2 separate regions of the Mus musculus genome follow, and region 1 is linked to region 2. The links are chromatin loops, found by intact Hi-C in ENCODE. Cell type or tissue: gastrocnemius. All regions are shown on one strand.

Evidence for each region. Hi-C counts contacts between places; a loop is a spot of excess contacts. Peaks named below come from ENCODE experiments on the same cell type or tissue, not always from the same donor. Only the 100,000 strongest peaks of a DNase experiment are listed, where the experiment ranks them.
Region 1: it touches region 2 in a loop (6-fold over the local background); 14 of 42 quality-filtered maps call a loop at or near these places.

What each region holds. Positions count from the first base shown.
Region 1 is chr12:8,498,260-8,506,259 of GRCm38, reverse strand. It overlaps Rhob (ras homolog family member B), which reads left to right and starts at 6,251. Exons shown (of 1, transcript NM_007483.3): 1 at 6,251-8,000. The coding sequence starts at 6,628. The coding sequence ends at 7,218. In gastrocnemius, CTCF peaks have their summits at 3,466 (motif pointing right), 6,586 and 7,589 (motif pointing left); DNase peaks (open chromatin) are centred at 6,148, 7,158, 7,342, 7,815 and 2 more places; H3K4me3 peaks cover 3,864 bases; H3K27ac peaks cover 4,484 bases.
Region 2 is chr12:8,442,116-8,450,115 of GRCm38, reverse strand. Gm51967 (a long non-coding RNA gene) reads right to left here and starts at 1,156. Exons shown (of 3, transcript XR_003950173.1): 1 at 1,075-1,156. In gastrocnemius, no CTCF peak of the experiment used is centred here; DNase peaks (open chromatin) are centred at 2,221, 4,452 and 4,620; H3K4me3 peaks cover 1,296 bases; H3K27ac peaks cover 6,264 bases.

The DNA.
Region 1 (8,000 bases), 56 kb before region 2:
ACGTATACGTATACGTATACGTATACGTATACGTATACACAGACACAGACACACACACACACACACACACACACACACACACACGCTGGGGGCTAGAGAGATGGCTCAGAAAGTTAAGAGCACTACTTCAGAGGATCAGGGTTCTGTTCCCAGCACCACGTTGGAGATTCACAACCCTCCATAAGTCCAGTTCCAGGTGATTTAACGTCCTCTTCTGACCTTCACGGGTGTGTGATGCATAGACATACCTGTAGGCAAAATACTCATATACATAAAATTAAATCTAAATCATAATATGAATATTTACATACACACCCACCACCACCACACCCACCACCAGGTAAGCAGTAAGAGAGTGTGGGAAGGAAGCTCCTGTCTCCTAGACTGCAGAGTCCCTAAGAGTATCTGAACCTGACAATGAGTTTGGGCCAAATTAAAGCAAACTCTACAGGTAAAAACAGGAGGATTCCAGACATGCTGTGACTGCCTGAGTTGGTGTCTTTAGAAACCAGGACACCACTGAATCAAACTATCATATTAAAAATGTAAAAGTTGGGTGGGGGAGGCTGGAGAGATGGCTCAGTGGTTAAGAGCACTGACTGCTCTGCCAGAGGTCCTGAGTTCAATTCCCAGCAACCACAAGGTTGCTCACAGCTATCTGTAATGAAAATCAATGCTCTCTTCTGATGTATCTGAAAATCTTTTTTTTAATGTAAAAAAGTAAAAGTAATTTATATACTGTGTCCAAATATATTTAACATTAAATTTGAATTATTTAAGAGTAGCTCCACTCTGTCCTGGGTAGTTGCCCCTTTGATATGTGACTTATGCAACAGTGGTTAACGAGCTCTGATACCACTGTGCACTGCATAGTCATGGCACATCTCCATTTGATTACTAAGTTTTTGTTGAAAATAAAATCTGTTTTTTAGATTTCACAAAATTTCCAGTAGAAAAATAGACTCACCTCCCAGTGTTTTACAAACAGTCCACGTGGCAGGACCGCTTTCCTGTTCACGTTCTCTTTTCAACTAACTTTGACTTTCTTTAAAGAACAAATAGCAAACTGAAAAAACAAAACACAAAAAAGTTTTAAAACTTTTTTTTTGGTTCACTTAATTTTTTAGGTTTTTTGCCTGCATGTGTGTCTGTGTGAAAATATTGGATCCCCTGAGACTGGTATTGCTGACAGTTGTGAGGTGTTACGTGGGTGCTGGGGGTTGGACCCTGGTCTTTTGGATGAGCAGCCAGTTTTCTTAACCACAGAGCCATCTCTCCTGCCCTTAAATAAAAAGGCATTACTTATCTACTCTTGTGTGTATGTGTGTGTGTGCGTGCGTGCGTGCGTGTGCGTGTGTGCACCACTGGCTGTCATAAGACCACTTTAGGGAGCTATCTCTCCCCTTTCATCATGTGGATCCCAGGAATTAAACATGGTTCGTACTTTTGGCCACTGAGCCATCCCATGGCCACCTGCTAAGCCTTTACAGAAAGAGTTCCGTGTCCCAGGCCATGAAGTTGCTCTGTGGCCAAGAATGACCTCAACAATGGCGACCGGTCTGCTCTCTGCTCTCTGCTCTCACTGCCCTCCCCAGTCCTAGAATTACACATGTGCACCACCATGTCCAGTTTACTTGGTTCTGGGGCTCAAACTCAGGGCTTCTGGCGAGCTAGGCAAGCACTCTACCAACTGTGTATATACCTCTGACCTTCTAACACCTGTCTTAAATATTTTAGTTAAAATTAAACACCAGAAATTTAATTCCTTCATGGTATGAGGAACAGACACTCCAAGTACCTATAGCCACCCGTGGTTGGAGGCTGCAGCACAGCTTTGGAGCAGCCCACAGCCCTTTAGCTCTTTCCTCAGATTCTGGGTTAGGCAGGGAGAGAGGTCAGACCAAAAGGCCATTGTCCAAGTTCCCAGGTTTAATAGTCTAACTGTGTTGATTCTCTGAGGAGTTCACTAATCTCTTTTGAAACCCCCAAGTCAAACTAGGTCTCAAGTAAAGAGACAGAGAAGCTGGAGGGCAACACACACACACACACACACACACACACACACACACACACACACACACACACACGTGCGCGCGCACGCACACTAAATGTAAAAAAAAAATCACAAAGAATCTTCTTGTGAAGTGTTTTTTAGAGTTTTATATCTTGTAACCAATTTTCTTTCTATCTTTCTTTCTTTCTTCCTTCCTTTCTTATTTATTTATTTATTTGTATTTATTTCATTTACATTTCCAATGCTATCCCAAAAGTCCCCACAGGCACCCCCCCCACTCCCCCACCCACCCACTCCTTGGCCCTGGCATTCCCCTGTACTGAGTCATATAAAGTTTGCAATGGACCTCTCTTTCCACTGATGGCCGACTAGGCCATCTTCTGATTCATATTCAGCTAGACACACGAGCTCCAGGGGGGTACTGGTTAGTTCATATTGTTGTTCCACCTATAGGGTTGCAGTTCCCTTTAGCTCCTTGGATACTTTCTCTAGCTCCTCCATTGGGGGCCCTGTGGTCCATTCAATAGCTGACTGTGAGCATCCACTTCTGTGTTTGCTAGGCCCGGCATAGTCTCACAAAAGACAGCTATATCTGGGTTCTTTCAGCAAAATCTTGATAGTGTCTGCAATGGTGTTAGTGTTTGGAAGCTGATTATGGGATGGATCCCCGGATATGGTAGTCTCTAGATGGTCCATCCTTTTGTCTCAGCTCCAAACTTTGTCTCTGTAACTCCTTCCATGGGTGTTTTGTTCCCAATTCTAAGAAGGGGCAAAGTGTCCACACTTTGGTCTTCGTTCTTCTTGAGTTTCATGCGTATAGCAAATTGTATCTTATATCTTGGGTATTCTAAGTTTCTGGGCTAATATCCACTTATCAGTGAGTACATATTGTGTGAGTTCTTTTGTGATTGGGTTACCTCACTCAGGATGATGCCCTCCAGGTCCATCCATTTGGCTAGGAATTTCATAAATTCATTCTTTTTTTTTTAAAGGTTTATTTATTGATTATATGTAAGTACATTGTAGCTGTCTTCAGACACTCCAGAAGAGGGAGTCAGATCTCGTTACGGATGGTTGTGAGCCACCATGTGGTTGCTGGGATTTGAACTCCGGACCTTTGGAAGAGCAGTCGGGTGCTCTTACCCACTGAGCCATCTCACCAGCCCCAAATTCATTCTTTTTAATAGCTGAGTAGTACTCCATTGTGTAAATGTACCACATTTTCTGTATCCATTCCTCTGTTGAGGGGCATCTGGGTTCTTTCCAGCTTCTGGCTATTATAAATAAGGCTGCTATGAACATAGTGGAGCATGTGTCCTTCTTACCGGTTGGTTGAAACATCTTCTGGATATATGCCCAGGAGAGGTATTGCTGTAACCGATTGTAAAATAAAAATATTCACAAATGCCAATTTCAAGTGCTTTTTTCATATTTTTTAAAAGAAAAAAGTTATGAATACTGCCACAAGGTGGCGCTAAAATCTAGTGAAAAATTCCAGTGTCTGGTCTGATCTAGTAGGGTGTGATTTACAGCCGCCCCTGGGGGAGGGAGGTGCAGTAACAACAACAAAACCCACAAAACAAACAAAGGGCAGATAAATTAGGTTGCAGACTAGAAATAGATCGGTTTGAAAGGTAAGTATGACTTTGTTCTCCTTCATACACTGAATTTTTTTTTTTTTTTTTTTGGTTTTTCGAGACAGGGTTTCTCTGTATAGTCTTGGCTGTCCTGGAACTCACTCTGTAGACCAGGCTGGCTTTGAACTCAGAAATCCACCTGTCTCTGCCTCCCAAGTGCTGGGATTAAAGGCGTGCGCCACCACCGCCCGGCTTCATGCACTGAATGTTAATAACTCTTGGAGAATTAAATCTAGTCATTGCCTTGCAGTGACAGTGCACTTTGAAGGGTGTGGGGCCTGACAAGGGGATACTATAAAACTCATCAGCAAGTTTGGAAAAGTTAATGCTATAAGCAGTGAGCTAGGTCTTTGAGGCCGCCAGTCCTGTTTTGAGAGAACGCCGTTTCGATTCTTCTCCTTCTTTACTTCGGCATAACTTGCCCACTTTGTATTTTTAGCAATTACTTCGATATAGAGATTTGAGCTTGGAACACCCCGTATGATACGTCTGGAAATCAGGAAGCCGGTGGCCGTAATCCTGCTTCCTGGTTCTTTGTATTTAAGTCTTTGAAAGAAGCACACGGGACAAAGCTCTGGTTTATATTTTCTTAATATTTAAAGCTGAAGGACATAGCCAAGATTCCCAAGCTATATTAAGACCACGGAGAGCAGAGCTAATAACACAGCAATCAAAAGGTTTAACTACGAGGAGAAAAATATGTGTAGATAAGATTTTTCCCCTAAAAGGCATGTGTGGGGTGTGTGTGTGCGTGTGTGTGTGTGTGTGTGTGTGTGTGTGCAAAGTGACTTCCTCAACCAATGACAAACCAAACCATGTGACAGTTCCTTAGGTCTGAAAAACTAAAGCAGAGAAAAACAGAGACTGGGCCCTGCAGTGGGGATAATCCAGAATGCAGGGAACACAGCTCTCCCCCACTGATGGAACACTATGGCTTGATCATATCTGTCCAGATACACAGAAACTGTAACATGGGGATTATATGTGAAAACATTGGCTGCTTGTGTTTGGTCTGATTATAGCAGGATCTGATGTTAAGAACTAAAAAGTTCCACTTTTGAAAAACTGGGTTAGCTCCCAAAGTCATTTACCCCTCCCCGTTGTTTTCTCTCTCTGTCTCATTTGGTTGCCCAGACTGCCTAGACTTGGAAGGCCAACCCCTGTGCGTCCTGTGTGGCTGGGTCTACAGGTGGGCAGGCCTACCACTGCACGGACCATTTTTACTGCTTCTTTAGGGCCCAGCATAGTGCTAGGTCTTCATGATGCTCAGGTGGGAGGAAATCCTGGCCCTCGGACAACTCACAGTCCAGAGAGAGAGACAAAGAAATGGGTCATAAGGTCATCATGACATGGTCACTGAGAAAGCTTTCTCTTAGCTGGTACCCCTAGCCTAGCCCTCCATGAGGACCCCACGCAGCAATGTTAAGCCATTTCCCCACTTTCTTTCCTCCTTTTTCTTTGTTCAGTTTCTCTTGGGGGCGGGGTAAGGCCCTCTTTGACGCCCTTTGCAGCTTTCTGTCTTTCCTATTTCTTACAGTGGACTGGCTTAAATCCTTTAAGATAGGAAGAGGTGTCATCTCCTGCAGGAAGTGGTAATTCACGAGTTAAGACCTGGTGTGTATGAAGAAACTCCATCCTCTGTACAGAAACCGTGTGCCCACCGGCAAGTTCCCTGCGAGGCCGCATGCCTGCTTTCCCAGCTTGAAGCTTTTCATCTGCTCCATGAGAGTTGTTGGGATAGATGGGTTTCCTTGCACAGTGTACTTCAAGCAGTTCTCTGGCTTTAGGGCGAGAATCAGATGTAATGTGGTAGGACTGGGTGAAGGTTGCCTGCCCAAGCTGGGTGCTTTCTTTTTCAGCGGAGTGCCCTGCACCTCGCTTTCCTTTGTCCTACAGCTGTGTGTCTCCTAGATTCCTCCCCTTATCTTCTTCACCCGGAGACCTAAGTGTGGGCCTTGAAGAGAAAGCCGAGAGGGGACTCACCCAGGCCCACACAATTTACTGTTAGCCTTTCTCAGTGAAAAGGCTGCCCTGGGTAAGTGTCAGAATTCGGCCCAGAGCACACGAGGGGTTAGTTATCTAAACAAAGTTAAGAAAGAACGAAACCCTTGGCTAGGTAACAAAACCGTGCACCGGTGTCTGTTTAAGTGAAAACAAAACCACGTTAAAGGCGCCGCCCCTCCCCCATGCTTGATCACCCGTAGTTCGCTCGGAAGCTAGATAAAGCTGAAGCCCTGGGAGCAGCCAACGCCCCACAAGAGTGTAGCTCGTCTCGGAACTGCCCACCCAGACCCGGAGGGCTCCAGGCTGCCTGCTCCACGATGTCGCACTCAGAGAGGCTGCGACGAAGGCGGGGACCCGGCGGCCACACAACCCCACGGGGCGGGTCGCCGCGCAGACTCCACAGTCAACGCCTCTCCCAGCCCCGCGGACAGGGCAGTCAATCAAGCTAAGGCGAACCCGCCTTCGGACTGCAGCGGGCGACCAATCGGAGCCAAGCTCCGCAGCGATGAGCTCAGCCCTATGGCTTCCCATTGGGTGGCTATATTAAGAAAGTGGCCGGACTCTTTAAATAGCGGGCGCTAGGGCCGCAGCCCGCATCTGCCACCGCAGTTCGGTTGTCGTCGTCTGCGCCCCTGTACCCTAGGTCTAGAGTGAACCCGCCCCGGGAAAGAAGCTAGGCCGGGTCCGCAGCATCAGCCATCACTTCGCACAAAGCAGCGCAGCTCCGGGACCGCCGAGGACCACAGCGGCGCGGCAGCGGCGCGGCGACACTCAGTGCACCGTATGCCCCTGCGCCCCTGCCGAGGCAACCGGAGCGCCCCGAGAGACCGCGCCGCCGCGGGGTCCAGGTGCAGTTAGCGAGCCTAGCCCGCAGCGCGCAGTCGCGGGAGAGCGGGGAGCGGCAAGCAACAGGGAGCGGGACGGCGGCGAGGCGCTCGCGGGCCCCTCCTGCTGCCCGCGCCCGGCGAGCTCATGGCGGCCATCCGCAAGAAGCTGGTGGTGGTGGGCGACGGCGCGTGCGGCAAGACGTGCCTGCTGATCGTGTTCAGTAAAGACGAATTCCCCGAGGTGTACGTGCCCACCGTGTTCGAGAACTATGTGGCGGACATCGAGGTGGACGGCAAGCAGGTGGAGCTGGCGCTGTGGGACACGGCAGGCCAGGAGGACTACGATCGTTTACGGCCGCTCTCCTATCCGGACACCGACGTCATCCTTATGTGCTTCTCGGTGGACAGCCCGGACTCTCTCGAGAACATCCCCGAGAAGTGGGTGCCCGAGGTAAAGCACTTCTGCCCCAATGTGCCCATCATCCTGGTGGCCAACAAAAAAGACCTGCGCAGCGACGAGCATGTCCGCACGGAGCTGGCCCGCATGAAGCAGGAGCCAGTGCGCACGGATGACGGCCGCGCCATGGCGGTGCGCATCCAAGCCTATGACTACCTCGAGTGCTCGGCCAAGACCAAGGAGGGCGTGCGCGAGGTTTTTGAGACGGCCACGCGCGCCGCGCTGCAGAAGCGCTACGGATCCCAGAATGGCTGCATCAACTGCTGCAAGGTGCTATGAGGGACGCGTCCTGCCTCACGCCCTTGCCAGCGTGGCTCCCCCTCCTTGGCCCGGTCGCCCACGAACCGGGAGAAAGGGAGACCCATGCCCCCAAGGACACCACCAGACTGCCTGACATCTGCTGGTGGCTCTGGCTGGTCACGCTGAGAATTAGCGTGGGCACCGAGCTCCCCCTTCCCAGTGTCTGTGTGTGTCCAGCTGTGTGGCACAGGCCTGGGCACCCTGCTGAGTGCCAAGGGGTTCCTGAGCATCCTTTTCTAAAGAGCCAGGCCTCAAAGTGTGGTTGTGTGTGTGTACGACTCCCTACACCCCACCCGACTCCTGCCCCACCCCCGCCTCTGGTTTCCCCAGGGGCACGCAGAGTGGTTGCGCCCCCAGCAGGTTTGCTTGTAACCAGCAAGCCACTACTGTTGCTCCATGTCTGTAACATAGACCCCTGGAATGGCGGGAGGGGAGGGCTGGGGGGAGGATGGGGCTGTTACATAAATACAGATTTTATTTTCGGAGGCAGAATGGTATTGTTTAGTGGTGTGTGGGGCGACCAGGGCCCAGAGCAGCTCCTTTCCCAGGCTGGGTCAGGCGCCCACCCATCCAAGCATGAACTGGACTTGGCCATCTTTCCACACCCTGGGGAAGACATTTGCAACTGACTTGGGGTCGAGAGGAAGCAGCTCAGACAGTGTCTCCTGGGCCAACCCCCAGCGAACCTCCGGCAGAGGATCCAGGGTGTGCAGTGGGGTCACTTTTGCCATAAGCGAACTTTGTGCCTGTCCTACAAATGA
Region 2 (8,000 bases):
TGCCTCAAAGGTAGTGCAGGTACAGCCAGGAGGACCTGAGCCTCCAGGTGAGGTCTTGAGGCTTCAATCCAGTTTTTCCAGTATCCTTTGTGCTTGATCTTTGCATGATGGTTCTTGGGAGCAGTGAGTGTATGTGCTGAGAAGTTGCGAGGAGCCGCTCAGGCTGTTAAAGATCTGCTTACTGCCATTTGCCAGATCTAACTTTGAAATTCCAGAAAGAAGGAATGAGAGGGGGTAAGGTCGCATTTCACGTCTTTTTTGCACTAACCAGAAGCAGAGTTTTCAAAACATTTTCCATTATTCCCTTTGAGGGAATGGGTCTTGATCTCCTTGAGTGACTCAGATCTCCTCAGCTCTGAGAACCAGAGTAACTGGCCAAGCCTAGTGGGAGAATTTAAAGGACCCTGGTCCTTCTTCAGAAGGAACCGTCATGAGCATCACCCTTCTCCCCAAAACTTCTCACCCAGCCAGTAAAGCCAAAACCACACAGAAGAATTCAGAAGTCCTTTGCCTTCTCAGAGTACCCTGGTCAGTGATTTAGAACGGCCCTCGTACCTGGAAGGACATTGGGTTTCCCTTCCCAAACCCCACATGAGCAGATTCCAAAAATGGCTAAAGAGGTGGTGTCTTCGAATGCTGAGTTCTTTTGTGTTTGTTTTGTTTTGTGTTTGTTTTGTTTTGTTTTGTTTTCTGAGACAAGGTCTCTCTGTGTACCATGGCTATCCTGGAACTCACTCTGCAGATCAGGCTGGCCTCAAACTCACTGATATCCGCCTGCCTCTGCCTCTCGAGTGCTAGAATTAAAGGTGTGTGGCACTACGGGCTGGCACAATTCATACGTTTTGATCTTCTGTGTTTTGGATGGGGACACTCACATCTCCATGCTCTGCATGCCATCCCTGCAATGCTTTAATAGCTGTGGGGAATACTCAGGAAGTGTTCGTGGCACACTTGCTTTGGACTTGGAATTTTAAACCTACTTAAGACTTCTTTATTTCTTTATCATCTCTGTTGATTTCTTAGACTGGAGCATCGGATGCTCCAAGAGGGAAGGTTCCCTGTTCTCTTCATTACCCATTGAGTATCTTCTTCTTCGTTACGGAACAGCCTCAGTTAAAAGATGAAAACCAAACTTCCCACACAGTTGAGGAGGTGATAATCCTGTACGTAGGGATTGCCTGTGGACAGAGACATGGGAGACGCAGCACTTGAGATGCAGCGCTAATGCCAGTCTTCAGGGGTCAAGAAGTAAGGACAATGTCAGGGGGTATCAGGGTCATAAGGGCACATGGTACAGGGTATTGTAAGCCATGCCAAGCAGACCAGACGAGAGTGAGAGGACGTTCCTAAAGTGTTTTAAGGAGGAAATGAAGACTCAGTTAGCTCAGCCTGCATGAAGCCCTCAATTCAGCTCCCAATACCACATAAGCCTGGAGTGATAACACATACCCATAACCTTAGTGCCTAAGAGGGAGAGACAGGAGGATCAGGTGTGCAAGGCCATCCCTTGTCTACATTAAGAATTTGAAGTCAACCTGCGATATGGGAGATTCAGTCTCAAAAGAGAAAAAACAAAACAAAACAAAACAAAACAACAACAACAACAACAATAACAACAAAACAGCTAAGGAGAAAGTGAAGATCTGAGATTGGCATGTCACATGTTAGGGCACACCTACAACAGAACCCTGGCTCCAAGGATGTAAAGTGTTTTCTACCTTAACTATGATTGCCTGTTAACCTAACATGTCCCATGATAGTCCCTGCCCTGCCCTGGGCCCTGAAGCAGGTGCTGCAGGCATAGGCTCCTACCTGAACTCTTTGTGGCTGTTGCCTTTGTAAACACACAGCATCGTTGCAAAGGGGTGCTTGAGGGTAACCAGAGATGAACGCAGAAACCAGGAGAGGAGGACCTGGACCCCCTCTTAAGCCATGGAGTTGGTTTGGTCATGGAGTTAGGCTGAGTTTTTACTTGGTCAGTTAGACAGCAAACATGGAGAGGAGGGAAAGAGAAATGTGGCCCTCAACATTGGTGAAGGGGTTTAAGGGTCAGTTTCCTATCGTGCAGCACCTCTACCTCAGTCTATAGTAAGAACCTGGAGGCCTTCCTCAGACCGACTGTTTGCTAAAGAGCCAGAAGTCAGCCTTGCGTTGCCAGAGCAATCGCCCACGTTAGCCCGGAGTCCACACAACTGCTGCATGTGTCTCTTCAGAGCTGAAGCTGGCGTCAGTTCACGCTTTCTGGGGCCCAACACTGAGCGGTCACAGCTGGGGCTTCTGGTGTAAGTTGGCTGACCAGCTAGATAGGAACAACTCTTTTCTTCTCTGCCTGAGATAGTTTCTGAAACCCCTTGGGTCCCAGGGCACAGCTGAGGACTCCCTCTGTGGTTGGAAATTTTTTTACCTTCATGTTACATTGGCCAGGAGTTACCTGTAACCCCTCTCTCAGTCCTACTCCCTCCACGATGACCACACCCTTGTCTTGTCTTCTTCCCCTTTCCCACTGCCAGAACCTTCCTGAGTCTCACCAGGAGGAAGCTTGAGGTGTCCCTTCTATCACATCCTTTTCTTTTGAGTCACTGGACCCTGAATGAACCTAAGGTTTAGCCAGGCTCAGTCCTGTGCCCTTAAGGCTCTGGAAGAACTAAGACCCCTACCAGAGCTTTGTAGCCCCAAGGCTCCTCCAAGACTTGAAAACCACTTAGGTGGGTCATTACTCCACTTAATCCGGAAGGTTGGGTTTAACGTCTTTTCTTTCCCACTGCAGGACTAAGCCTGGTGTCCGGGAACCAACAAGACTGCCCTCCCTTCAAGCCAGGCAGGCGGCTTCAGAGCACACAGCACAGGACATCTGAGTGACAGAGCTTTCAAGATCAAAGTCGTTCCTGTCTCTTGGAGAGGAGACAAGGGGAGATCACATTTCAAAAGAATTCAGAGGGGAAGGAATTAATCCATTTGCTGACACGGGGCCTTTCATTTTGCTCCAGAGATGCCCTGTCTGTCCTTCCTGGTGAAGCTGATTCCTTTGCCTAAAGAAAGCTTAGCTTTCTTAATTAAACCCTAGAGGGTTTTCGTCAAACCTTAAGTGGGATGAGACAATTTGTGGAAACGGCTACAACAAGCCCTCTCCACAGCCACTGCCCTACTATGTAACAGTGATACTGTGACCACTGGCTTCCTCTCCCAAGTAGGGCTACACCTGGCTTCTTCTGTTACCTGGGGAAGAAGTCAAGGTCAAATTCTGACCCTTACTAGGGCCAGAATATTAGTATCTCTGGTACTTTGACTCCACTCAGAGGATGCTATGGTCATGGTGTCTGGGAGGATACAAGGAAAATAGCAGGCTTTGAAAAGCTACAGGAAGACGGTTTGCTGGCTCTGCCATCTAAGGAGCTATGAGACCGTGGGAAGACATCTTCAGTTCTCTAAGTCACTTCTTTATCACCTTTTTAGACATACAGATCACTCAGTGAGTGTGTACAGTAAATCAAGACCCTTTGTTACATCATTTAGCCCTTTTAAGAACTCGATTGAGGGCTGGAGAGATGGCTCAGTGATTAAGAGCACTGAGTGCTCTTCCAAAGGTCCTGAGTTCAAATCCCAGGAACCACATGGTGGCTCACAACCATTAGTAATGAGATCTGATGCCCTCTTCTAGGGTGTCTGAAGACAGAGACAGTGTTCTTACACATAATAAAATAATAAATCTTTGGGCCAGAGTGATCGGGGCTGGAAAGAGAAGAAAATGTGTCTGAAGACAGCTACAGTGTACTTACACATAATAAATAAACAAATCTTTCACACACATACACACAAAAGAACTCGATTGAGTAAACATTATGCCTATTTTATGCATTTTTAAAAACCAACAAAGTTTGGGGATATTTCCAAACTTTTCCAAAGACCAGCTGGCAAGTAATGGGGACAAGATTTCATCGGGCTCCGTGTGATTCCAAAGATGATGGGTATGTGGTAGAGTAGCCCTTAAGAAAAGATGTCACCTGTTCTAAGTCCCCAAACCCTGTGAATGTGCCCTCACCTAGCAAAACAGAACTTGTACATGCCGTTATGGATCTTGAGATGAGATCACACAGGCTCACAAGGAGGGAGTCATGTAAAGAGAGACCCAGCACCTTGAATGCTCTCCTAGCCTCCAGAGCGGCGAAAGGTTGAAGGACGGTTGTGTCCCACTCTGGGGCATTTACGTAGACACTCTTCAGATACTGCTAGCACAGTGGGCAGTGGATTCAGCTGCAGTGTAATGCTCGGCTTTAGCCCTAGGAGACTCACACACTGGAGCAACAGTGACGGAAAAAAAGATGTAACGCTAGTTAGATCCTCGCAGGCTGGATCGTGCTGTTCAACTCTGCTCCTGCTTAGCACAGCCAAGTGGCCTCGAGCCACCTCCCTTGGGAAGCCACACTGAAAGGACAGGGCGAGATTCCCATAGACTAGGGACAGGGCGGGGAAGAATCTCCCATAGCAGAGCAGAAAGCTCCCTGCCTCCTTTTGACAGCTGTCCTGCCGTGAATTTCTGTTATGTGTGGTGGCACCCAGGCTCCCCACCTGCTCCCATCTCAGGCCAACTGGGCCAGGAGAGTTGGTACAAAGAGCCTTTGGTGAAAGACCACGGCTGGGAGTCAGCCCCAGGCTCCTATATATGGAACTGGCCATTTGCCCTGTCTGGGCTGGGCCTTGAGTCAACCTTTTGCAAAATTGAACACAGTCTGCTTTAAGGAGCCTTGAGAAGAGCTGTGGAATGATATGGGTGATGGTAAGGCATGCTCTCTGTTTCTGTTCATGTTTAACCAGGTGCACCCTTGAATGTCTATTGGAGGGACAGACAAACGGATGCTGTTCCTGATTGACAACTCCTCAGGGTTTCCTGTTAGGCTCCTGCATGTATCTTTCTGGGAGGGATTTGGCATCTGTGACTTTGTTTCCAAAGCCTTCTGGGTATGGTGGAATAGTACAAGAACTGGGCCATGTCCAACACCAAGAGAAAAATAATTGAGGAACTTAGAAGCTAGATAGAAAGCAAGTGTGGGACAGCGCTGGGGCCAACAGTAGGGGAAAGGACAGAGGCATTGCAGATCTCCTGAGAAGGGGATCATGGGATTGTAGCCGTGGCAACCACAGTGGTGGTCCTAATGTAGAATGTAAACAGTCCATGCATCTATCTAGGTCCCCTACGATATGTGTGTGAGAGATTCTCTTTTGGGAAGGAACATGTTTCATTTTGGGTAGATGGTGAGCACAGGGTACTCTAGAGCAGGATTCATAGCCGCAGAAGCCTGGGACTTGGATGTTGCTGTTGTAGACACCAAAGGCTCTGTAAGACTAGGGCAGCTTCCTTCCTTCCTTCCTTCCTTCCTTCCTTCTTTCCTTCCTCCTCACCCTTTCTCTCTTTCTTTCTTTCTTTCTTTCTTTCTTTCTTTCTTTCTTTCTTTCTTTCTTTCTTTCTTTCTCTCTCTCTTCCTTCCTTCCTTCTTCCTTCCTTCCTCTCTTTCTCTCTTCCTCTCTTTCTCCCCCTCTCTCTCTTTCTCTCTCTCTCTCTCTCTCTTTCTTTCTTTCTTTCTTTCTTTCTTTCTTTCTTTCTTTCTTTCTTTAATTTATTTTTTGCTCTGGTTGTGTGCCAAGAGGAGCAGGGAGCTGTCATAGACTCCCAAGAGACACTCATATAACCAGGGCAGGATCCAGCGCTGGAGGGCAGGGTTAGAACAGTTTCTGATAATTTTAGCCTCATGAGGAGGAGACCATTGTCTTGGTTTAAATGAACCCACCCCAGGGAGGCTGTCTTCAGGGACAGGAAGTCCAGCAGAGGTAGGGGACTTGGGATAACAGCTTTTGGACCTCTCTTCTATGCCAGGAAGAAGCAGCCCCAGGAACAAACAGCAGGAAGACAATCCAACTAAATCCCCAAGGAAGCTCAGAGAACCACTTTCTGATGGAGAAGGGGCAGGGGACAGATCACGGGAACGGAAGCTTTGGGAACATGGCCTGAGTTAGGAACATAGGTCCATCTGGAATTAGTTGTTAGCCCATCCACTTGGGGAATTTCCACAGGACAAACAAATGTTCCCCACTCGGGACTAAGGTCAAAGGCCCTTAGGACACAGAGCATCTTCTGTTTCCCTGCTTGCTGCTTTACCAGTTCCACTGTGTGACCTTGGATGGACCTGGTTCCAGCTCCTAGACAGTGCTTTCCTGGGGGTGCTAGAACACTAGGGAATTTGAGAGAGTTGGAGGGATGTTCCCAGCAGCCCTTGGAACCTGGTAACAAGGGCATCATCCCAGGGCACTGGTATATTTAAATAAAGACATTCTGACATAGTGGGCTTGTCTGTTCTCAACAGTTTCATATATATCTTAGCTCCAAGGCCCCTGCTTTGTCTGTTTAGTGTCTGACTCTGTCAACTGAAGGTTATCATGAGGCACCAGACACTGTGTCACCTAAAAATCTATACACAAGACCTTTTTGACTATCCTAATATTCAGCTGAGATCATGCCCGGGCAGTATTCTGGGACAAGATCCAGAACTGGAGTTTGTGTCCAGCCAGCCTGGCTCCAACATCTATTCTCTTCCCTTGGGGTGACCTTATGGGACACTCTTAGGGGATGACCCTTGTTACCAGGGGCTTTCCCTCAGTCTTTGAGCCTCCACCTGGACAGTTAGGATATTGTTAAAACAAAGCCCGGAGGTTTTTTGTGGATCTATGTCCTGATAAGACAGCACAATGCGTCTGATGAAGGCTGGTGTTCTGAGCCAGAGCTATCCAGGGTCACCATTTGCTGGGTGACCTCTGCCAGTCGCTCCACCTACTTGAGATTTGTTTTTCTCATTTGTTAAAAATAATAGTGTCCATTTCTAAGGTTGCCAGGAGAATCACATGAGAGATGTTTGGAAAGCTATTGGAGCAACCTCTGGTCCTGCCTGGTAAATTTTCTAAAAATATAGCTCTCATTCTAATATTCTAATATCTCTTGCTCATTTGTTACTGGAGACAAGTGTAGTTGACTGGCTCCCCTGTGTGTGTGTGTGTGTGTGTGTGTGTGTGTGTGTGTGCGTGTGCGTGTGCGTGTGCGTGTGCGTGTGTGTGTGTGTGTGTGTGTGTGTGCTCGAGTGCACAAGCATATTCATCCATACCTCTGAACTCTATCCACATGCTGTGGGTGATTCGGTCTGTGTGCTGAAAGGGAGCAAGTTCTTCATGTGGTTACTCTGAAGGGCAGTAACAAATGCACTCTGCTAAAAGTCAAATCCAAGTCGAAGAAGGGCAGGGCTCTTCCAGGATTACATATCCAGCTAAAGACAGGAAGAGTGTGAGGTTTGAAATAGAGGCATGTCCTGGAATTTTATAAAAAGGCTCTGGGTTCTATTCCTAGTACCACATAGGCATGATGGCACATGTCTGCAGTCTCAGCACTGGAGAGGGAGAAGCAGAAGGATCGGAAGTTCAAAGCCATCCTGGCTGTGTAGTGATAGTAAGGTCAACTGGGAATGCATGAGACCCAGACACTGTTTAAAAAAATCCAGAACAATGAAACCATGGACATCTTTCCAATCTGACTCCACTCAGCAAAAGGTTAGACAACAGTATCTGGGCTCATTGGATCCAGGACAAGGAAGGAATGCCGGAACACCAAGTCAGGAAACCTATCATGATACTGGCACCTCCAGGGTCTTTGTGAGGGGCTTTGCAATGGATGTTTAGACTGTTGAGTTGGGTCTGATTGGGTGGGATCCTTCCCTAGGCCTAAACACAGTTTCTGGACAGCCCTCACATTCATAAGGAGACTTCAGGGACATATTCCTTCTTCTAGAACAGAGGCCCAGGTCTGGGATCAAGTGTAGCACTCTGACCCCAGACTGGCCTCAGAGCAACCTCATAGGTTTCAAGAATTGGTTCATGTGGCCCTCTACACTTCATAGACTTTGTACAGTGCTGATATCACATTGAAACTGTCACATCAATGGTTGTGCACGCTCACTGAAATG